Linked DNA regions of Homo sapiens: all the other regions are linked to region 1. A link is a loop called in an ENCODE intact Hi-C map of the cell type or tissue named here. Cell type or tissue: gastrocnemius medialis. All regions are shown on one strand.

The links. Hi-C counts contacts between places; a loop is a spot of excess contacts. Peaks named below come from ENCODE experiments on the same cell type or tissue, not always from the same donor. Only the 100,000 strongest peaks of a DNase experiment are listed, where the experiment ranks them.
Region 2: a loop joins it to region 1, with 2.7 times the contacts of the local background. A loop is called at or near these places in 13 of 110 quality-filtered maps.
Region 3: a loop joins it to region 1, with 3 times the contacts of the local background. A loop is called at or near these places in 11 of 110 quality-filtered maps.

The regions. Positions count from the first base shown.
Region 1 is chr2:216,677,833-216,685,832 of GRCh38, forward strand. IGFBP5 (insulin like growth factor binding protein 5) reads right to left here. Exons shown (of 4, transcript NM_000599.4): 2 at 1,018-1,247; 3 at 280-399. It overlaps LOC124900515 (a long non-coding RNA gene), which reads right to left. Exons shown (of 2, transcript XR_007088080.1): 2 at 3,407-8,000. Among named protein-coding and RNA genes, the nearest start is that of IGFBP-AS1, 13 kb to the right of the region's middle. In gastrocnemius medialis, a CTCF peak has its summit at 4,825 (motif pointing right); DNase peaks (open chromatin) are centred at 2,009, 4,489, 4,829, 6,259 and 1 weaker place; H3K4me3 peaks cover 1,120 bases; H3K27ac peaks cover 8,000 bases.
Region 2 is chr2:217,429,403-217,437,402 of GRCh38, forward strand. It overlaps DIRC3 (disrupted in renal carcinoma 3), which reads right to left. Exons shown (of 13, transcript NR_186301.1): 4 at 4,546-4,714; 5 at 3,521-3,619. Among named protein-coding and RNA genes, the nearest start is that of DIRC3-AS1, 150 kb to the left of the region's middle. In gastrocnemius medialis, no CTCF peak of the experiment used is centred here; a DNase peak (open chromatin) is centred at 4,919; H3K4me3 peaks cover 664 bases; H3K27ac peaks cover 2,132 bases.
Region 3 is chr2:217,244,182-217,252,181 of GRCh38, forward strand. It overlaps the pseudogene RN7SKP43. Among named protein-coding and RNA genes, the nearest start is that of DIRC3-AS1, 35 kb to the right of the region's middle. In gastrocnemius medialis, no CTCF peak of the experiment used is centred here; DNase peaks (open chromatin) are centred at 3,540, 4,290 and 5,930; H3K4me3 peaks cover 773 bases; H3K27ac peaks cover 5,431 bases.

The sequences.
Region 1 (8,000 bases):
CGATAGTGTTACAGAGTTACCTTTTGCAAGGAATTCATGTAGCTAAGGCGACCTGTGGAAAGCATAGTGGATTACCGCATAGGAGAGAATGAGGAAATGGATTACAGCATAGTAGGGAATGTGGAAAGTCATGATCGTGGTATATGAATGGGTATCTGAGGCCCAGGAAACACTAAGTGGTTAACGGTGGAAACCTTAGGCACTTGCCCAAGGTGGAGTTTCCTGGCAGGTGCCATTTTTGGAGCAGTCTGAGCCTGGAGCTCAGGGCAGGGGACGTACCTGCTTTCTCTTGTAGAATCCTTTGCGGTCACAATTGGGCAGGTACACAGCACGGGGCACCATGCGTGGGCTGGCTTTGAGCTCCTGCAGGGAAGCCTCCATGTGTCTGCGGCAGGGGCCCTGTGTGGACAGGAGGGTGAGAGGCGTGGCGAGACCAAGGGAAAACCACCCAGCTGCGCTGACGAATGGCCCAGGGGGTGGGGGCTGAAGGGTCTCTGGAGGAAAGTCACCACCTTTGGTTCTAATCATCTGCTACCAAAGATCTTTCCTCCCTGTCACCTGTCACGTGCGCTGGGATCATACAAAGCCTGCCTTTGGCCAGGTACGGAGTCATACTTTCTCTTTTGTGTTCCAGTCCACCCCCTCCCCTGCAGCTTTTCTCTTCTGCTGAGTAACAATGTCCAGAGGTGCCCATTTCTAGATGCTCTAGGAGAATATTCAGTCTCTGCCTTGGACTGGACACAGCTGCAGGGCCCAGGTACCTGGTACGTGGCCGCTGGGCTGGCACACACTCTCCTCAAATGAGCACCGCCTCTATTCCCACTTACTTGCACAAGCCCTTGGCCCTGACAAGTGTATGCTCTGGAAACTCTACTCCCACGTCCTAAGCTGAGCCACATGGTGGGCTGTAGGTCCTCTGCTGGGTCTAGTCTAGCACCTCCTGCCGCCATGAATGTCCATTTAGATGCAGGAAAAGGTCAAAAGCTGGGAGGGAATGAGGGAATCCCCGAGATGCACCTGCTCAGACTCCTGTCTCATCTCAGGTGCAGAGATGATCCGGGGGTGGGCAGTGTTCTCGGCTCCCCCGACAAACTTGGACTGGGTCAGCTTCTTTCTGCGGTCCTTCTTCACTGCTTCAGCCTTCAGCTCGGAGATGCGGGTGTGTTTGGGCCGGAAGATCTTGGGGGAGTAGGTCTCCTCGGCCATCTCAGAGGTGGTGGGCTCCTCGTGCTCACGGGAGTCTCTCTCTGCAGGAGAAGGAGCCGGAGGGTCAGCCCCCGTGGGCCAAGGTGCACACGGCCAGAGCCCAGGGCTGGGCAGTTTGGGGTGAGGGGAGTAATAAAGGCTGAAGCAGATGTGTCTCTGCCCTCCTGGAGCACACCCTGAAAGCAGGGGGATAAGAACCAGGAAGCAGAGGGAATGCTCATTTAAGTGGCAGGAAGTTTCTGGCATGCTTGGAGTCAAGCAGAGAGTGCAGGCAGGGAGGCTTCACAGAGGAGGAGAATCGAGAGACTGACAGACTGATGGGTGAGGACGGAGCAGGCCTTCTGGGGGCAGTAAGGAGGAAGGGCAAGGAAAATGGCCTCTGCAAGGATGAAGGTGGCAGCGAGCGGTTTGCTTGCTGGGGGATGGCCAAGTAGATGGGACATGGCTGGAGGTGGGGCTGAGAAGTAGGAACCCGGGAATCTGGGCCCATGGAGGCAGATGACACAGTCAGGGCGTGGACGAGAAGGGCAAAGGCTGTCCTGTTAGTGAGATCTTTGCACTTTCAGAGCTGCTGGATGTTGAGGTCTCTTTGGACCTGGGGAACCTAGGAGGAGGGGGTCCTGGGGTCTGGAGCAGCAGGGTGGTGAGGACCTTCATAAGCGGCAGGAGGAGGGGAGGGGAGAGCCAGAAATGTAGGCCCGGAGGGGACCGGCGTGGGGCCAAGTGGAAGTCGGAGGCCTTGCTCCTGCTCTGGCTCAGAACTGGCGCGGTGCTCGGGGGCCTGGGAGGCTGGGACGTTACTCAGCTCTGGACTGAGAGAGGCCGACAGCTGGCTGAGACCGGGACAGTTATATATAGGAGTGGCTTGCTGACAGTCTATACTTAGCTGGCTTTTGACCTTTAGAGAAGTCAGACTTTGTTGATGTATTTGTTGATCCTTAATTCCACCCGTCCGGCCTTTTCTTGGTGCGCAGTTTTCCCCTAAATTCTGATCTCATAGGCATCCATCCCTGGGTCCCCTTCTCCTCTCAGATCCTTGACCTCCCCCAGCCTCAGAGGAACCAGAATGGGGGAACTTTAGATTGTTGTTTCCAGGCGGGCAGCGTGTGGCCAGGATGCCTCACAGTGGGACCAGATGCAGGGGTGAGTGGAGGTGGGGGGCCCTGTCTTCATTGCCTCCCTCTTTTTTCAAATACTGGAAAGAGAAAATAGAGCTTTGAGTGACCTTAAATAACTGAAATGAGGTGAAAGAAAATTCTGTTCTCCATCTACTCCATGATCACTGGGATGTCCAGGAACAGTGACCGCCAGACATCTGGGATGGGGAACAGAAGAAGTGGGTAGAATTCCAGGAAGTGGGGGTGGGGTGCAAGGAAAGAGAAGCTTTTTTGAGAAGACGCTGTTTTATGCCTCTGGGCAGGTATAGAACCTGACTTCTGAGCTTGCAGCCCTGGGCAAGTTCCAGGTGTGAGTTAGGAAAGGCATTTGGACACCTGGCCTAACCTGGGCAGGATGGCAGGTGGCAGGAAGCACCCAAGCATCTGTTTCTCTCTTGGCTCAGGATTTGTCAAGTCTAATGAAATAGGTATCTGGTCTTTAAGGCCTTGGCAGAGAAGGTCCCTGCCCTAAAGAAGCCTCCAAAGGTTCGCAGCGTTCCTGGTGGTGAGTTGCTTTGGGTATTTATTCACAGGAAAGGAAGGGACGTAATTACTGGAGAGGAAGATGATGACTTGGGGAAAGCAAATAGCAAGGTGGTGGGTGGGCTCTCCCTAAATAAAATTCAACCTGAGAATCCTGGTACCCCTTCTGGACTCTCACCCCCTCTTCCCAGTCATGTCTTGATGTCCCAGTACCTCGATTCTGCTCTATCAGACCCTGCTGTGACGACTCATCAATAGGGTGACATCTCTGGTAGGTGGAATGCAGGATTCTAGGGATTAGTTAAAAGGGTCATGTTCTGGGGTAAATTGACTTTTCTTGGTTGTAGCGCAAGTGAGATTGGCAGGAGGAAGGGAGAAGCATGGCTGGTTTGGGGACTTTGTACAAATTGAAAGGCTGGGGCTCCGTTATCTAGTAACACAGGCCTCACGCCAAGGCTCAGATCTTGGAGAAGAGGGAGTAGGGAGAGGGAGTGCTAACCATTGCACAGAAGGGCTTTTGGGCACGTCTTATGGAGGGACTGGAGCCGTGCCACTCAACCTCAGCATCACCACGCATTTTAATCCTCAAAAAGTAGTTGACTACTGTAGGGGGAGGGGCAGACAGGATATGGTGGCTACTGAAAGCCTGGAGGGGGTTCAGATTGGAGAAGCCTGGACCCCTTCCTCAATCAAGATTGTAACTGGATAAAGTGAGGGCAGGTGGGGGAGTGGGCTGGCTGCTGACCAGCGCATGCGTCTATGCGTCTCCTTCAGTGGGCTGCCCCAGCCTGGCCTGGAGAGCCAACACATTGTCACCTCTTCAAGGGGAGACAGCCTGGGAAGCTGGCTTCTCTCCTGTGGCTGGTGTAGCAGTTCCTGGAATCCTTTCCGTAGGCCATTTAGTCCATCCCCCTGTGTCCAAGCAGAAATAAGCATCTATCTCTCTAGTTCTTAAGGACATCTGAAATGGGGGTGCCATTCCATCCTCCTCTGGCTACCTGTTGGGGGAGGCTCTGTCCATTTGGTCAGAGGGTGCCCTTTTCCAGCTGTCATTTTAGCTTATTCTCTCTTTGGCCTTGGGGGACACAGAAGCATGGTGGCCCACAGCCTTCCCTCAACAGCTCTTCTCAAGACCTTTCACCTTTTGGGACTTTTTCTAAGAAGTGCTGTGGGCTGTCCTTAACCTTGAGTCACCCTTTCTGGGAGGGGGATGGGGCTGTTGACAACGGTTTGATAAACCTTGGGGTAAATTTATTTTGACCTCTCTTACTCTTTTCTTTGAAAGTGTTCAAGTACTGCCCCGGGGCCAAGCAACCATGATACTGGCATACAAAATGTAGATTCTTGTATCTCTCTTCATTTAAGGAACTCAAAATGCTTTTGCAAACTCTCTCCTTTTCCCAGCCTCCCCAAGGCAAGTCTCCTGAGGGCACACCTTCCCCAGCTTTGCAAGCTTTTTGGCTGCTTCTGAAGAGCAGGCTTAACATTTTGATGTGCCTCCTGGTTTCTGGTGCCACTTAACCCCATGGGACCTATTCCTTAGGCAGCAGCAGAGTCCAGTGTCGAAGATACTAATCAGGGTCTTGTGGTCACCTGTAGGCTCCAGAGAGACAGCGGAAACTTGGAGGGGAGCCAGGGCAGAGCCATGGAGATTAAAGGGCTGGAAAGTAAGACTGGAGCTGAGTGCCAGAAGCAGCCAGCCCGACTCAGCTGCTCTGTGGCTGAGTCATAAATAGGCTTTCAATTGTGGAAGGCTTTGCGTTTTAGATAAAACAAGAAGGAACAAGTAGACTGGCTACTCTGGAGCTATTTCATCAAGAGAAAATGAACTGAGGTTGCAGAAGGGATCTAGGCAGGATACCCGGGAGGACTTCCTGGTGAAGATTGTTCTGCACGTGAACAGCAAAAGAACTCAACAGTCTGCTCTGGAACCTGTTTGACAAACAGGTCAATATCTCCATGTGGCCAGCAGAGGGCGTGGGAGACTGACACCCACACAGCATGGGCACACTTCTAGGGACTGGAAGCGTTTTTTGTTTTTTTTTTTTGAGACAGAGTCTCCTTCTGTCGCCCAGGCTGGAGTGCAGTGGCGCGATCTCGGCTCACTGTAAGCTCCGCCTCCTGGGTTTACGCCATTCTCCTGCCTCATCCTCCCGAGTAGCTGGGACTACAGGCGCCCGCCACCATGCCCGGCTAATTTTTTGTATTTTTAGTAGAGATGGGGTTTCACCGTGTTAGCCAGGATGGTCTCGATCTCCTGACCTCGTGATCCGCCCGCCTTGGCCTCCCAAAGAGCTGGGATTACAGGCGTGAGCCACCAAGCCCGGCCTGGAAGTGTTTTTAAAATCTGGAATTTGGAATTGAGAGCGGTGGCTCATATCTCTAATCCCAGCACTTTGGGAGGCCAAGGTGAGTGGATTGCCTGAGCCCAGGAGTTCGAGACCAGCCTGGACAACATAGTGAAACCCCGTCTCTACAAAAAAAACACAAAAATTAGCTGGGCATAGAGGCGTGCGCCTCTAGTCTGAGAAACTCAGGAGGCTGAGACCGGAGGATTGCTTGAGCCCGGAAGGTGGGAGGTTGGAGGTAGGAGGTTGGAGATTGGAGGTTGAGGCTGAGGCTGAGGTGAGCCATGATTGCTCCACTTTGATAGCTCCACTGCACTCTAGCCTGGGGGACAGAGTGAGACCCTGTCTCAAAGAAAAAATAAATCTGGAATTTGGGTGCCTCCCTCTCCTACTTCTGCAATAATCATTCAAATAAATCCCTTCCTTCTGTTTGTGTGTCTGCAGGATATATTTAAAGAGTCAGGGAGACAAACAAGCGAGGCCCGGAGAGAACCCATGTGTGGGAGAGTGAAGGCAGGTGAGGGAGAGGGGAACAGGGCTTGTTTGTGCATGGCATTCTGCTGTTTCTGTAACCTCCAACTGGAAAATGATCCAGGAAGGAAGAGAGACATATTCCAGACTTCCCCGCCCATGAGATGCTGTTCTGAGAGGTTTTTGCAGAGGATGGGAAATGTGGAATGCTCAGCATCCATTTCTCCTGCTGGGATCTATGGAGGCCAGACCTTACCTTCATAACCCTATTCAATGACTAAGGGAGGGGATGATGATAATATTATCTGGATACAGTATTTACCTTTGGGGTGGGATCTAAATCTCTGGCTTCTATATAATACCTCCAGTCCTTCCCACTGGCTCTCCAATGCCTCTGGCCCCTGCCACATTTGGGTGGCCAACTCAGTCCTCTTTCATTCATAAGGAGTTCCCCATACACCCCAGTGCAGCAGCATCCACAGAGGCACACACAGTACATCAGCCTCTCCCCATGGTAACATGAACACGTGTTTGAGGATTGCACCATCCTCTATGTCCTGGCAAACACAGAGAGTGTCATGATGCAAGCCCAGCTGCTACAGACCCAGAGGCATCTTAGGGTGAGAAATACTCCATGCTGCACAATTGCACAACGCATGTACCCTGCCCAAGCTCAACCACTTTCTCCAAACCTGCCCTTTTGCCACGGCTGTTCTCTTCCAGTAGAGTCTGAAGGGTTCTGACTCCACCTTGCTTGCTGGTCACAGCAATGGATGGATCCAGGAGACCTGCCTGCCTAAAATCTAAACCCCCCGCCCCCGGACCTCTTAGCCACACCCCGGTGCTATTAACAGCCTGTTCCTGGGCTGGTGTTAGTTTATCACTCTATCTCACTTGACCTAATAATCAATTGTAAGAGAAAACTAGGTGACCCAGATATTGTGCCTTAGCTTACAAAAATCGAAGAAACAGAGGCATCCTTGAAATTCACAGTCCAGGAAGAGTGTCGGGCTTTGCCAGGCCACCCAGACCTGGGGAGATTCTCCCATCTCCTTTTCTAGACAGAAGATAAGATGAGGACGCCTAGAATCTCTCTACAAAGAATGAAAAAGGGAGCTGAATTTGTTCTGGGTTTCATTCTAGTCCCCCCTGTGGAATTTAAACAGCCAACTTCTTACGGGCAGAGCTTTGTCATTTCTCTTTGTCTCACCAGCATATAGTATTCAATAAATAACCTTTAAATGGAGAGATGTGTAAATCTGCCCAAGAGGCAAAGAGAAGTAGGTCTGGAAGTATTTCTGTAATATAAGCTGGGGCTTAGAGCCCAGTGCATGCCTTGGGAGGTTATCTCATCCATGCTCCTGCCCTGGAGCAAGATAACCCTGCCGCAGGGCACAGGGAAGCAGACAGATGAGCGTCATGGGTGTGAGAAACAGCAGGGGTGCTCCTGGATTCACTGGGCTTCTCTTTGGCCTAAGGCTACTATATATTAATGTACTACTTAGGCCAGGCATGGTGGCTCACGCCTGTAATCCCAGCACTTTGGGAGGCCAAGGAGGTTGGATCACAAGGTCAGGAGTTCGAGACCAGCCTGGCCAACATGGTAAAACCCTGTCTCTACTAAAAATAAAAAATCAGCCAGGCATGGTGGTGTGTGCCTGTAATCCCAGCTGCTCGGGAAGCTGAGGCAGGAGAATCACTTGAACCTGGGAGGCGGAGGTTGCAGTGAGCCAAGATCGTGCCACTACATTCCCCCCTGGGCAATAGTGTGACAAAAAAAAAAAAAAAAGTATATATTTAATATGGTAGCCACTAGCCAATGTGGCTATTTAAATAAATATTAAATAAAATGAAAAATTCAGCTCCTCAGTCACTCTAGCCATATTTCAAGGACTTCGTGGCCACATATGGACATTGCAGACCTGCAACGCTTCCATCATTGCAGAAAGTCCTGGTCAGTGCTGGCCTGACGGCACTGACTTGTGCCTGGGTATGGATGAAAATACTGAGGCCCAGTCTAGAATGTTCTGCAGTCCCCCTCCTCCCTTGCCAACCCTAGGTCCCTAGCCAACTTGCAGCCACCAGCCCCTCCCTACAACACAAGGCTGGTGGAAGCATGAGGGATTGGCTGTTCACTGTTTGAAAAAATGTAAGACATGTCTCAGTCTCTTGAAGTCTGTTTCCCAGCTGTGGATGTCAAATGGCTTTTCTGCGCTTGTGTGTGTGCATTTGCAGAAGGAGAAAGGCCACAGTGGTTGTGGCAGGGGGAAGGTGCTGTGGACACTTCCAGGGAAGTGGCAACATCATTTCTTTTCCTACCCATCCCATCTCTGAC
Region 2 (8,000 bases), 750 kb after region 1:
TTCTCTTGATTTCAGCTCAATGATCTTGTCTGCCTTGGCAGGGCCTGCTCACCACAAGCTTGGATGTCATGGAATTTTGGGGAAGAAAGAGCATTAAATACTTCTCCATGTTACTTCTTGCCCTCCCTGAAACAGTTGACTGGACTCTAACACTTGGTTTGGGGAAGAATTTTACCCCGAAGCCATCTGGCAAGGCTGAAGACATGTCTTTTTATATTCTGCTTTCCTTGGGAGTAATAGGCCAAGAGAGATTCATGTTTGTCTCACAAAGAGGAGGTGACCGTGGTTTCTGGCAACACCTTGCTTTAAGGCAGTGGAGTCAAGAGTAAAGAGGCTGGAAAAGCAGAATACTTACTCTACCTCCACCCCTCACTCCCCTGGGGACTTGTCTATGGTCAAATCCCTAAAGACTCTCTTTTCACATTGATAAATCAGGGGCAAGAACCACATAGCTCACCCCAATTTAGTAAGGCCAAAACAAGAGAGGAGTAGTGAGCATTTGAGAAGCACTGACATGGAAATTATAAACAATGAAGCCCTCTATAAACAGGCTCTTGGCTGAGTTTTAGAGGTGGATTTCTTCATCTGGTTTGGGGCATGTCAGTTCATCCATATAACTCCTGCACGAATCTGATCCAAAGTGTGCAACTCAATTCCTTCTGCATCTCCTTCCCTCACCTTGCTCATTTCTATAGGACACAGTATATTTCAGCACATAACTGCACATCAAGTAAAATTTACTTGGGAGGGGTGGCAGCTAACCAGAATTTGAGTTCTTGCTCAGCGACATGGAATGTATGAAGCAAGGGCCTGGCTAAACAGCTTTATATAATACGACCGAGTAAAGTAGGGTAGTACCAACAAAGAATTTGACTAAGCCTTTGGAGCTTCTTGTCCTGACCAAGTTCACCTGTAGTGAGGAGAGAACAGCCATTCATGGATCACTCAGGTGGTGACAAGGCGACGAGGTAATGCCTTTACTTTCACAGCATATGAGTGGCCTCTCTGGGCTGTGGGCAGAAGCTGCCATGGCCTGGAGGCAGGTCCTGCCATTTTGAAAGTGCCTCCATATCACCCTTCCACATTACTTTTGTGTTTGTAAATGTATGTCTGTCTATATAATCTCCCCCTCTATTCTGGCAGGAAACTCATTTTGTAATGGAACAAAATCAGTCAGCTAGAGTGTCCACTAAATCGCTGTTGCGATATACAAAGGGGCTGGGTTGATATTTGATGTCGAAGAAAGAAAGAGAAAGTGGCCCTGAAGATAAGCCTGGGCCGAGAGGAAAACAGATCAGGCACCCTGAGACCTGGGAGGCACAAGCATGACGAATTTCTACCTTCTGTCTTGGTACAATGTCGACTAAATGTGTCTTTCCACTTTACATCTCAAAACTTAGGTAATGGGGTAGGAAAGCTTAGTGTAACTGAGACAGAATTGAGGACAATGAAGTCTGCTGGCCTGGCTTCCCGCTGTAATGACATGCTGGATATTCATCTCAGCTAAGCCACTTCAGACAATAAAGGAAAGGTCTTAGGATGTCAAATAATTAGTACTAGGCCTATGTGGCTGCTGTACGTTGTATTTATGTCTCATTGTGTAACACAGAGCAAGTCACTGCTCTCTGGAATTTTTCATCTGTAAAATTATATTACAGCTAAGAACTGACCTACCAGAGGGCAAGAGAGTTCCAGCCCTTTAACACCCTGGTATTGCATTAGGGTTGCTCAACCCAAGGGTCATGATGCATAACTCTCTGGCCATGGAGAATCGTTTGTGTGGCTAGAATTTCCTGCTGTGCCCCCAGCCCAATGCCAGGAAATCTCTCCTCTGTTTTTTTTAATTGATCTTTTGTTCGTATGTGTTGTTTCTTCTTTTCTTTGTAGGCTATGAGAAATTGAAGTAAAAGAGGAGGGCTAGTGATCTAGTAGGAACTGGATTTCAATTTTGAATCTGAGTACTTGGTGACATGAGATAGGGTGTTGATAGGTTCACCCATCACCTAACAGCAGAGCAAGGAGAAGATAAGATGGGATGCCAAGCACAAGAATAGATTTCTGAAGGGTCCCAGGGCCCATGAAGAGGGGCCAGACCCACACAGATCCCTACAGTAACTTAGGAGCTGGCACAAGGCAGTGAATTTAAGGGCAGTTGGTCCTTCACTCTAGGTATGTCCCTTTATGGTTTGGCAGCCAGGTATATGCCAGCTTTTCAGGGGCAGGCATTGAAAGCTGCTGTGGGAAGCACAGCTGGCAGACCCTCCAGATTCTCGAAATTTCACCACTGTCCCTGGTATGTTGGCTAGGCCTGCCTCAGTCCTTTCCCTCTTACTGACTCTCAAGAAAGGGATGCCAACCCGTCTGCTTTGTCTGGGAGACTTCCGCTGTTTCTGAGAAATACTGGCTATTGAGAATACCTTCCGGTCTCTGGTCCTCCCCAGTTCAATCAGCCACAGACAGGGCACTTGTTTCCTCCTTGCACCTTAAGGGACAATCCACCCACCTGCCTCCTCACTCCTCGCTCGCAATGCTTACTCAGCCTAGGCTGGAGCCCACCTGAAATGGGGAGGGCCAGGACAACTCTCTTCAGAAGTAAGGGGTGTGGGCGACTTTGTAATGTCTGAGGCTTTGGGTTTCTGAAAATGTCACTGTGTTTTTGCTGAGTCATGGCCAGTTTTCCTGATCTCCATTTTTCCTCTTACTGCTTTTGCCCCTTTTGTCTGGTCCTCATTCCTTAGAACTCAGATATCACAAAATGTCTCCTGGGAATAGATGTACTGAGGCACTGCTACCCTCTTTCTCTCTCTCTCCCTATCTCTCTCTCTCTCACACACCCCCACAGATACACACACACACACACAGAGGAAACCTCATGAAATCTACAGGAAAAAGTATTAGTTTGGTGCAAAAGTAATTTGCGATTTTTGCCATTCCTTTCAATGGCAAAAAACACCATTACTTTTGCACCAACCTAATATTTGGCATTCAATTACTTCTCAAGCAACTGATTGCCTAATCTCTTTTCCTTTAAAAAAATTTATGTTCTACCTGTATAAAACAATATATAGTTTTGTTTTTTAAATTATTCAAGCTGGAAAGTACAAAAAAGTTTAAAAAATCACTCCAGTATTCCATCATTAAGACCACTCTTGTTACTTTTACGTAAGAATTGTTCCTGTGATCTCTCAATGTATACTGATAGGCATAACTTTCTAAAAATGAGATCTTACTGCTGTTTACTTTTTAAAATCAAAAGTATTAAGTTTGCCTGAATTTAGACTAAGAAAAAGATTATTAGGAACCTTTAAAAAATCCTAATATAAAAAATGTCACTTTAACACATGAAATATTCATTCCTAAAAGGATTCTTTTTGTTTGGGGTAGGGGGAGGAGTTGCAAAACTTTAAGATATGGGAACCACGACATTTTTTAACTCATTAGACCCTGGCTTTTAGGGCCATGGCTTGTATTTTACACTTGTTTAGAAGCTATGTTCTTCAAAAATAAAATTAGAACTCACCAGGTGTTTTAATTATTCTTTACACTCCTGCTTCAACACTTTTGCATCGTGCTTCCTATCTACGTAACACGAAGAATCCCCCTCCACTGGGACAACCATCTAGAAAGGGGGAAGAGAAGGAGAGGTTAAGGAAGAGACTGAGAGGATCAGATATCTAGAGAAAATCCATTTGAAGCAAGGTAGACTGGCTTTCTGCCTAATTCCCCCTTTCTCTTAGCAATAACAGTTTCATAATTAGCTTTAGCCAGATTTCTAGATAATTAATCCTCCCACCACAACCTGCCCTACACCATTGTGACTTGGAAAAAAAATTAACCCCATTTTAATGGTACTGATCTACTTACATATGTTCTTATAAAACTGCTTTAAAAATGCAGTATAAGTAAGTGTAATGCTTAGAAAGCTGTGGGGCATGTCTCAGTATCAAAGCATTACTGAATTCAAAACAGCATGGGTATACCGGTATTCCAACCTGTACTCACATCTCTTCTAACATTTTAGGATGTGCCATAGCATATGTCAAGGTTGCTTATTAAACTTTCAATCTTCTCCTGTTCTTTGGCATCCCAAACTCCCTGACCCCTCATACTTCCTACCCCAGGAGAACTTGCCCTTCCATCCACAGCATTTTATCCCGCCATCTTGGTCCCTCAATCTTCCCCCCTCCTTTTCTCCCCTTCCAGTGTGCTCCTCAGTAGTCATGAGCCTGGGCGCTTGCAGCTCCCGCTCAGGAATGCGCTTGCCTTGCTTTCGTCCTTTCTCTTATCAGAGAGGAGTGGGGAAGAGAGAAGATGAGCAAATATGCCATAAGAGGGGAAAGGCAGGGTCTGTCACCTCCACTTTGCTGATGATTGATGTCATGTTGCACTGGCTTTGTGGCTGGGCCCTTGTGAAAGGTGTGAATAGTGGTGGGGTGGGGGACAGATTGTTTGAAACCATCTCTCTCCGGTTGGTTTTGTTGGTTTCTCTACTCCTAGAAGCAGAGGAAAAAGAGGGGGAAGTTAAATATGTGGTGATGGTACTACCTTTTAATCAGTGTCTCCAAATATCCTTCAGAGCAGATTTTCTCAGCATCGGCCAGCATGAAACGAGGGTCTTTTTAAAGATCATTTTCTTTCTTGGATCAAAGTTTCTTTGTTTGTGATTCTGAGTTCCGTTCCTGTGTGTCTCTGTGGTAGGGCCTTGAATAGAGGACTAGAAGGAGAAGAATAAGAAGAAAAGTGTATATCAGGTGCTTTTAAAAAAATCAATTCAAACGAAAATTGCAGAAGGGTGCCTGGACAGCTAGGCTGACAGTGACCAGAGCTGGAGAGAGAGGCTCTGCCTGGTAACAGAGCTCTGATTGGCCAGACCTGTGCAAGGACTAGGCCTATAGGGACGGCTCTGAGCTGTGCTTCTGCAGGCAGCTGAACTTGGCAGGCACAAGCAAGCCCTGCAAAGACACGCTCAAAACAATCCAGAGTACAGACAGCTGCTGGCGTGAAGAAGCTGTGAGTACTGACAGCACTTGGGGTTGTGAGCCTGCCACTTAACTCTACAGCCTACTGCCTCTGCCTCTTGTGGTTAGATTTCTGTCTTCCAGATGATTAACTCTTTGAGACATGGTCTTACCAACAGTGGTAACACAGGCAGGGAGTGTCTTTGAAAAACAACTGGCCAGGGAGTCAGGGGTCTAGGTCTATACCAGGCATTAAATACTGTATGTATTAGCATGAACAGGGGTGTCTGCTTGACACTGTGGTACAAGCTCCACACCACCAATCCCTCATACAGCCCAAGAAGATAGAAACAGTTACGATCCCATTTTCCAGAGAAGAGAACAGAATCAGGCCCTGCACACACAGTCTGCAACTATTTGGGGGCACATGTGGACTCTCAACCATCTTCCGGTCGACAGCAGTTCAGTGTCAACTGGAAGACAGGCTGCTCTAAGGCAACGATGTCTTCTGGCCAATTTTGGGCTGAAATTGAAGTATTAGGTAGAGCCAATTGTTCCTATTATTAAAAATAAAACCCTGGGAGAAAAGATTGAAAAACGAATATTTTTTAGTGAGGAATTAATAGATATTTGTATTCACAAACTGAGTACTTAAATGCAGTTTAAAATGAAGGGACTGGCCAGTTGTGGTGGCTCATACCTGTAATCCCGGCACTCTGGGACACCAAGGCGGGAGGATCACCTGAGGCCAGAAGTTCAAGACCAGCCTGGCCAACATGGTGAAACCCCGTCTCTACTAAAAATACAAAAATTAGCCTGGCATGGTGACGTGTGCCTGTAGTCCCAGCAACTCAGGAGGTTGAGGCAGGAGAATTGCTTGAACCTGGGAGGCAGATGTTGCAGTGAGCTGAGATCATGCCACTGCACTCCAGCCTGGGCGACAGAGCGAGGCTCCATCTCAGGAAAAAAAAAAAAAAAAAAAAGGAAGGGATTGTATCTATATGCAAGAAAATATACAGTTCAAAAACATATTGTTTACTGGAAACAAATTGCAAAACAATTCATGCAGTGTATTATTCAGCCAAAATTTTACAACTACAAAGCAATACCATCTATTATCTGATATATAAAATCTGTAATGAGCTAATAAAAACATGGACCGGAATAGTATATATCAAATTACTGACAGTGGTCATCGCTGGAGAGAAAGAAGCAAGACTAGGATGGAGAGGAGGAACAAAATGGTTTTCAATTTTAACTGTGAGATATACTATCTGAAGCCTAAGTGACAAAAAGTGAACATTTTAAATATGAGCAGGGGATATGTGTATCATATTATTCTTCTGCTTTTTCTGAATTAGAAAAAAATAGGAGGGTCTTTCCCGGGGGCATCTTCATTGTGCCATCCTGCTCATGTGATGGGAAGAAATTCATCCCTGGCGTTATTGCTCCTAGGAACATCCTGTGGGAGATGAAAGTATGTGTGCTGTTTTGAAATTAAAAGCAAAGCAGGAAAAGTCAAGAGTCCTCTTTTTCAGAGAGAAAAACTTGCAGAACCTGTGGAGTTGTTACCCCCATACTGTTGACAATCCTCACTCTTCCCTTCCCTTCTCAGCCAGAAAGCAGCCTTTATTATTTATTATTTTTATTTTTTGTACAGGGCTCCCAGCCAGCCTCAAGGGTCTATGTATGCTAGTGTGATTGCTGTGTTTTTCTAACCACTTCAAAGGTCATGTTCACTTATCTGTGAAAACAAGTTCTCATTCCTTGCACCCTATTTGCCTTCATGTCTCAGGAAATAGGGACGGGCAAATCACTTGCCAGGTGGGAAGAAAATAAAGGAATGTTGTACACACACCCTACTCTGAAGACCAGAGCGGAAAGGGAACCTATCTGTGTATCCCAAGGGGGCTGTGAGCAGGAGAGAAAGACAGAAATACAGCAGAGAGATGTGACTTACATGTCCTAATCTCCCCACTCCCGAGGTGAACCCCAAGATCAGAAGGAGGCATAGTGAACATTTCCAACTAGATATGGAAGGAACCTGAGAATATTTGGAGGAGGAGACCAGCGACACTGTTTCCCAAACACAGCTTAGGGGAGACTGGGAGCATCTTGGAAGAGCCCCACACAGAGCCATGTTCAGCATGGCCTGAGTGAGGGCGGAAACTTTAGCGGTGGAGCAGGAAAGTGACCAGCTAGGCAAGCCTCCAGCAGCACTGCTTGCACTCCATGGCCTGCCCGGGCTGAACAGTGGACCTAAGAATTCATAAGTGCTCCAGAGAGGGACAAGGAGGGACTAAGAGGGCCCTGAGTTAAGAAAAAGACATCACATTGCCCCCAAATGCCACTGGGGACCAGTGGTGCAGAGTGAATCAATCGGTGACTGTGATACACAGTTTAGTTTGTCCTCTGTCATAAGAATAAATATCAGATATCATAATCAGGGAAAGCACAAAGAAGAGAGAGCTTTTGAGAGCTGTTTACCTAGAATTTAAATTCTTCATGTTCACTTTAGTACCTCTTTAAATGCTCAATTCCTGCGAAAACATGTATTGTAACCCAGTGCTATCACTCTAAAAGCTGTGGTAGAAGGTGTGGAGTTTTAAGTATGGAAGAGGGTATGTGCTAAATAGAAAAGGTAAATAGAAAGCTTTTTAAAAATCTGGGTAAATGCACACACATATCCACATGCAGGATGCACAAATGAACCCTATGAGGGCTCTGACACTAAGAAACTGGCAGTACCTGGACTACAGATTCAGCAGGAACAAGTCCACAAACTGAGCAGGCAGTTAATGAGCTTAGCACCCATCATCCCTGGCTCAGAGTATGGCCCTGGAATTCTTTGTTGCAATAAAATATAAAATAGAACCTGAAAAGAAGCTTGGCTATGAGCAAGTAAGGCTTCCTTCATTTGCCTGGTCCCACAGGCTCTCTGTTGCAGTGGCGGCAAACCCACCCAGATGGGTTGTGCTCTGCAACTTCAAGCAGCCCTATCACCAGTGAGGGTGGTGGCAATGCTCCAGGCCCCTTGGGGCA
Region 3 (8,000 bases), 570 kb after region 1:
TACCACATCCCAGTTGGGAACCACTGATGGGAATAATTCCGTTGGAGGTAGCACTTTCCTGAGGTGCAGAGAAAAGCAGTCATGCAAGACCACAGCAGTTCACTTGTAATAATGACAGCCCAAACAGGCTTGCAGGGTTTGATTTAAAAAAAAAAGTGTCCAGTAAAATTTGGATTTCAGATACACAGTGAATAATTTTTTAGCATAAATATGTATGCACTTTGACATCCTGCTAGCAAGGATAAAAAATAAATAAAATAAATAAATATGTATGTTCTGAGCAAATATTTAGGTTATCCCTGGATCATTCAAAGGAAATATGGCATGGGGCATGCTTATGTGAAGAAATTAATAATTGCTTCTATAAAATTCAAATTTAACTGTGCGTCCTGTATTTTATCTGGCAACCCTAAGCCCAAAATCCCTTTCCCAACTCTTCCTCCATGTAAAAAAGAAAGAATAAAAAAGACAGAAGACTCTTTCATTCAATAAGAGAAAAACGTTGACTCTACAGTAGGTTTAGGTTTCCATAGCTGAAGGAAATATTATTTTATCAATAAGGATTCAGCCTGCATACTTTCTGAAAAAAAAATACACGCGCTTGAAAATTATTGTCCTTTAGAATATTTTAAAAATAAATACAGATTTTGACAACTCAAACTATATAGATACATACGTAGACAATTTTAATACTCTGCTGCTCACTGTCCTCCTATTCCATATCCTCAAGGTGATCAGTATTCATTGTTAATGTATGTTCATGCATATTTTTGCTATGCTCATACGTTTATGTACTTATGTATAGTTCCTTTTTCATGGAATCATGTTACTCTGCAACCTGAGTAATGTGCTTATTTTAAGGCCATCTGGTTAAAGGAACTGGAAGATTACAGTTCCAGTGCTGGCAATGGTGCATTAGGCATCCTTATTCTAACGTTCTCAGCCTTGACCGCAAACAGAAATTCAGTGTCCCCTAGGATTCCCATTCCTCCTGGTATCATAGTCCTTCAACCCCATACCATCTAATATAGTAGACACTAGCCACATGTAGTTGACAAACCCTTGAAATGTGGGCTATCCAAATGAAGATGTGACATAAGTTTACAATACACACCAAATTTAGAGGCCTTTGCTGCAAAATAAAGAACTTTAAATCTCTCGTTAATAATTTTATATTGATTACCCATTGAGATAATGGTACTTGGGATATATTGGGTTAGATTAAAATGTATTATTAGAATGAATTTCATTTATTTCTTCTTACATTTTAAAATGAGACTACTAGAAAAATGTAAATTACATATGCAATTTGCATTATATTTCTATTGGCAGCACTGTTCTAACCCAAAGGCCTGCAGAACGATGTGAGTTCACCTCAGAGGTACATGAGATGATTCCTTGGGAGTGTGGAAAGAAAATATAACTTCTTTTCTTACTTATTTTTATCTTATCAATTTTTAATTTATATTTTTGCGTCTGTTTCATAATGTACATAGTATATCGTCATGGTACTAAATGTGTATATTATTCAAATATTAACATCCATTTATTTGCAGATGTATTAAAAACATTTTTATAGACAGAAGTGTGCGACACAAAATTAAAGCATATGGTGACCTTGCTTTGCAGGGGTGAGCAGAGGGTATGTTTTCCGTCCTCTGTTACATATTGCTCCCCCTTGGTATCTGACCCACCTTTCACACCTTTGTGCTGACTTTATTCCTTCTCTTTCCTGAATCATGTCCAAAGGCGTCCCAGGGAAGATAAATGAAGCTCTAAGCTTTGCCTTCCTGCTTTCTGGATCTTAGGGTTTGGTGTCCTTGCTCCTTGGGTGCCTTGAACATCCCATCTGGCAAGGTTGGGCTGCACCTGCCTTCCCGATGCGCCTTCCTCCCAGAGAGCCTGGTGCCCACCCCAAGGCTCCTCGTTCTCCCTCACACTCTTCTCCAGCACCTCCGGCCTCCCCTCCCTACCAGGTCCCCTGAGCTGTGGAGATTACAAAGGAGAATCAGGTTTACACTACTTTCATCCTAACAGATAATGAGAAGAAAGAGAAAGCAAAAGTGAGATGAGAGGACAGATTGATTCCGGGGGCTCTGACCACGGGATGATTCGCTCTCAAATCAATTCCCATTGAATTGAAACCAACACCCTCTCAACCTAGGTTACTGGTATTAGAAAGGAGTTATGGGAGTTGGCTAAGCCTATAACACTTTCTTCAAAAGAATGTCTATTCGATTATTTCTTTTGAAGGTACTATGTTGTGGCAGCCATGAGAAATATAGGATGGATGGAAACGTGAGTAGTCACATCACTCCACAGGGAAGATAATAACAGAGTGTAGCTTTTAAAGGGGCTTGCACCCACCCACCACTGGCACAGGTCCTTGGACACACATGTACACACGCACATGCCCACACCCTTTGCTGTGCCCCCTGAAACTCATTCCCCCTGCAACTGAAACTTGCCTTTGCTTGTGATCATTCACACCCCTCTCTGTCATTCCTGCACCCACTCAATTCCTCACTCTTATGCTCAGAAAACATTTACTGACTGAGGGCCTGTTCTAGGAAAGGCACCAAAGTCTAAGGATAATCAAGTCTGGTGGCCACATTCAGAAAATTCTGGCCGAAGTGTTTTAGGTTGAATCATGAAATTGCTGATATTGAACAGTTTCTGACCTTTGAAATGACCACTTTATATAGTGAAGCTTAATTTTGTACATGCATACACATGCATATTTGGGGTTCATATCACTATAGAAAAGTGGTCAAAAACAAATTCTGGCACCAGATTTATTATTTATTAGTTTTGGAAACTTAAGTAAGTTGCAACTTAACTCATCTGAATCTCATTTTCTTCTTACGAAAATGGAGAAAATAACGGGCTCTACTTCATGGGGTTATTGTGAGGATCAAATACTTAATCTTTATAAAGCATTTAATACATACTGCCCAGCACATAGTAAGTGCTCAATAAACGTTAGCTGTAGCAGTGGCTGCTGTAGCAGTGGCTGCAGTAGCAGCTAACATTTATTATCATTATTAGTGGGTGGTAGCATCACTGTCATCTATGGAAGTCCATGTACAGTATTCCTATTTGCAAGATGATAAAATAGACCTGCTCAAGTGAGAGAAAAATCTCTTACTGACTCTCCCAGCCAGGAAAGCCATCATCTTATCAATAATGGAAACAGAATACTTTATTAAAACTGTAGAAATTCAGCAGAAGTTATTAAAACAACTAGGAACTTTAGTGTTTGACATTTGAATAGAGAATAACAAAATGGCAGTGGGGAGGGACCCAGAAAGTGTGAGGAGTGCAAGAGGGGAGGGAGCAGGTGGCCGTGCTGGCTGCGTTTCACTTTGGGCAGGGTGTTTGCATCTAGAGACCTGCCTGTTTATTCCAAGTGAAAGCCAAGGGCTGAGTGCCCTTGTGAGGAGTTCGTGTTAAGTTTCATGTTTGTGCAGGAAAGATCTGAAGGGCAGTGTGGCCACAAGGACTGATGGACAGATAGATAGACATGTCTGGATTTATGACTGAGCAGCTGACCCGCGCCAACATGCTAGTGAGGACACACAGTTGACTTAACACAGGCTGCTGGTATCCACAGCCAGAAGTCGAAGAAATTGTTGGTGTTATTAACAATCTTCTGGCAGGAGGATGGCACTTACGTCCTGGCTGTGCCGACACAGCTAAGATTCTCTGGTGTGGATTCCAGGAGCACATCGATCCTGGCCACACAGACAAGCTGGAGGCCAAGAGTCCCTTCCCTTGTCCTCACAGGGGGCCACCACAGTCAGCCTGGACAGCCCCTTCAACAACCAAGGGACCTGTTTACAAAACGGTGAAACAAACTAAAATCAGACAAATAAGTGTCACACTAGATTGGCTGGTGGAGCCAAAGGGTTTGATGTAGAGGTGCCAAAAAGGAGCATAAAACCAAGGGGAGATCAGGGCCTTGGGTGCAGAAAGGGTGAAATCAAATCTCACCTTTAGCCATTAATATTAGTGTGGCACAGGCCAATCCTCTTACCTGTGGGGCCTCAGTTTCCCCATTTGAGAAATGGTGATGAAAATCTGCCTCATAGCCCTATTGTGAGATTGGAGGGAAATCCTGGCTGTGACTTGCCCAGTGCACCTTAGTTCATTTTCCTCCTCTCTGTATGTAGTAAGTCACTCCAGAAGAGAGCCGACAATTCTGGCCCTGACAGGCGCAGCAGCCAGCCCAACCCTGAGAAGCAGTTCCCCCACCCCTTCTCCCTCACTCTGTCCTCCCCTCCTGGCTTTTTCCCAGAAGGCTCCAGGGCTCCCAGGCCAACTGCCAAACCACAGGGCTCTGCCATTGGCTTTCATAGACCCCCTCCCCTTCCCCTCTTCAACTGCATCTCTGCGTGGCAGTCCTGCTCCGGGCTCCCTCCCTGGAGGGTAAGACCCGTGGCTGCCCCAGCCTGCTATGCCAGCATTTGCAGGGGTATTCATCTGAAACCACTACTGACAATCTGTGTTTATTTGGGGCGTGCAGAGGAGCCAAGGGCTATGAAAGGAGCTGCGTTCCAGAACTCTCTGATTCCCATCAGGCTGCGCAGATCAGGCCCTGTAGCTGAAAGAAGAGCTAGGCTTTCTCTTTCCATGTCTTCAAATAGGGGACCGCACACTAGTTGCAGTTCCAACAGTTGCAGTCTGCAGTTCCTCTTTTTGCTCACTGACAACACAACCCAATCCTGTGCCTTATCAAAGACAAGAACTATTAGAGAAATGATGATGAGAATTGAGGATGTCAAATTTTATACATTTGTAATTGCAGGGGATAACAAGACTTCTTTATTTTGCACTGTTTAATATTTCAACTTTTTATGGAAATAGAGAAAAGTGCACAAATTGTCAACTGATAGCTGGGATTGGATGGCAGGAAGAAATTGACACTAGGACTGGCTTCCAGCACCTTTAGCTGGACCATGTAGCCTCTTAGGGCACGAGAATTGAGAACATTCTTTAGGAACCCTGTTAGCATATTTATTACAACCAGGGGTGAGCTGGAGCCAGCTTGCACCAGCTCAGAAGAGCCTATTTTTCCCATCTCTTCCCAACTCCACATTCAGTGACCTCACATTGGTGCTTGAAATCAGGGTCAAAGGGAGTATTTACACCACAGAAATCAGCAGATGATAAGTAGAACAGCCACCCCACCGACCTCCCACCTCCGCCACGAACAGTTTTTAACCATTTACTAACAAACCACTGTTTAAAACTTTCCTAAAATGGGTGAACAAAATTTGAGTACCTTTCTGACTAACTCCAGTTTAATCAATCCCTACCCCCTTTCTCAGAAAATCTCCCTTCCCATTATCTTGCCCTGAGAGTACAGAGCCTTTGCAATCTTCCTTCTGGAAACTCTCATGCATTTGACAACTGCTGCACCTCAGCCTTTTTCCCTCTCTTCTGCTTTTTGTTAAGTGATTGCTGTTCTTGAGTGTGTCTAAGTGATTCCCCAGAGACATATCCAGGTGGTTGATGTGCAAAGCCCGGCACTTCCTGGAAAGAAACCTCTGCTCCAGGGCTGACAGTGAGGCCTCCCAGAGCCTCCATGACCCCCTTGGATTGCAGACACTGTCCAAATGTCCTTCTGTCAGATGGCTTCCCCTAACGCCATGCCTTTCTCAATTTATTGCATTTTCAGCCTTACTGAAGTCTGCCCTGGGGACAAATTGGAAACCTATAACCTTAGGACAGCAAGGTAAGGAGAGCCAATGCACAGCCCCTTCACTTCTCTGGCCCCTCAGTCCCCTCTTGTCTTAATTGGGCAGTGTGGGTCAAACGCTGCACACGTCCCTTCTGATTCTGCACGCAGTGTTCTTTCTACATCTTGGCTGTACAGAGAGTTCCATTTTTCACCCCCATGAGAGGGGGGTGGGGCAAAACACTGAAGGAATCTTTCAAAGACCCTCCACCTGACCCCTGTCTGAACAAATAATTAATCTCCTGAAAAAGCAGCTCGCTGATGGGTCCAGGCTGTGCCTGTGGATTTATGAGGTGACGTCAGTTTGAAGACTGGGATGCAGAGCCTGAGCTGTGTTTCACACACTCCTCAATTGTTTTAACGGACCTGCTCCTGAAGGCCTCCAAATCTTTCCCCAAGCTAAGCTTTATTAAAATGGCAAAGATGGAGAGGAGTGCTTTTCCAGATAAATCAGCTTACTTAGGCTCTGCTCCCTCCCCTCCCCCTGTCTACTGGAAAGCACTCCCAGAGGGAAGGAAATGAAGAACTGCAAAGTACTTGCAGGTACATGCTTAATGCCTTAAACTCTAGCATTGTGTTAACAGCTATTCATGGACTGGACTTTAAAGAAATAGATGGATTCTCAATCTGCCCAATTTAAATAATCCTTAAGAGAGAACTAAGGAGGAAGATTAATGTCCTTAGTAACTAAATGACACACCAGAGTTTAGCCTGGAGGCTGGGTCTCTGCACTGACTATCACAGTGCAATTCCTTGAGAGGATCCAGATAAAACTGGGTTTAAAATGAAGGTGGGGGGCGTTAATGGGGAGAAAAACGGTTAGAAGTCAGAGTGAAAGAAGGGAGGGGTGGATGTGAGCAAGCGGGGATGGAGGCAAAGCTTTTGTCCCAGAGACAAAAGTGGTGGGAGAGTGAAGGAGTAGAAGAAAATATATTTCTACTCTTGACTGATCATATGTGTCATTGTCTCTCAATACATACATGTATATAATATGCATACACACGTGTAGTCTCTCTGACACATACACACACATAGTCTGTTTATAGACTGCATGCATACTTGTCTAAGACTTGAGAAATGTAAAGTCAGAGGCCACTTATATTTAGAATTTCAGGAATATGTATTATTGATTGAAATGAAAGACCTTAGAGACCTGAACTGTTAATATCTCATTTATGGGAACAAAATAAAAACAATTGTTGCAACTTAGCATGATTTTTGAGAGATGGTGATGGTAGAGAATCACTTCAGGGAAAGGGAGAAGGTTTAGCTGACAAGTGGGAGAAAGAAAGGGTATCCTCTGTGTGGTGTCTATGCATGTATGTTGGGCAAATCTGCAGTGAGGAAGCAGCCAGTGAGGGAAGGGAGAAAGCCAAGGAAATGATCAGGGCAACACAATCCCCTGATCCAAACAACTCTCCTGTATTTATATTAGGACTATATGAGACTGGTCAACCTTGCAAAATTAGTGACTACATTTCATTAGCTATATTTAGGCCGAATTAAATTTGAATTCAATCACTTTTGATTCTGAGGTCCATCTCTTTTTACTATTTCCCATTCTTGTGGCAGTTACTATGTAGTCAAAACCAAGTATGACAGATGAAGAGAGCTCCAGGGCTAGAAAACTAAAAGGTTGTGAGGATAATTTGAATGGGACTTGTGTCACCTTGTTGATTGCAAGGTGGATTCCCTGATGGCCTGGCCAGCTGCTATGACTGCCCTCTTTGTCCTCACCATGCCATAGGCCGTCTCTGGAGCTTCCCTCAAGGTCAAAAAGGACAATCTTCCAAGACGGAGAAGGGCCAGTCTCTGTAAAGTCCTTTAGCGCAGAGGCCATAATATCTACCACTTTCCACAGTGTTTGGCTCAGTATGACTTTTAAGAAATCATTTACAGAATTAGAAGTATTTCCACTACGTGGAATACAGAGCATATAAGGCCTGCCTTCTAGAATCTTGTAACCTAAATAAGATTGGATTTATACTAAGAGAGAAGCAACTAAAATAGCATATAATAAATGCATTTTTTACATTGTGTCCTAATACCACATACCAGCCCTGGTCAGAGATGTGGAGAAAGTGGCTTCCTGTAGATAACTGAGAGTCCACTGTGGTAGAATAGGGAGGGTGTACATTGAATCAGGGTAGGTACAGGCCTTTTAGAACTGGCTGAAATTGAGGAGTCAGTATCAGATGTTGAGAAGAAGATATTTCAAATAGAGAGAACCTTGGTGGATAAAATCGGATTTTGTCTCTTC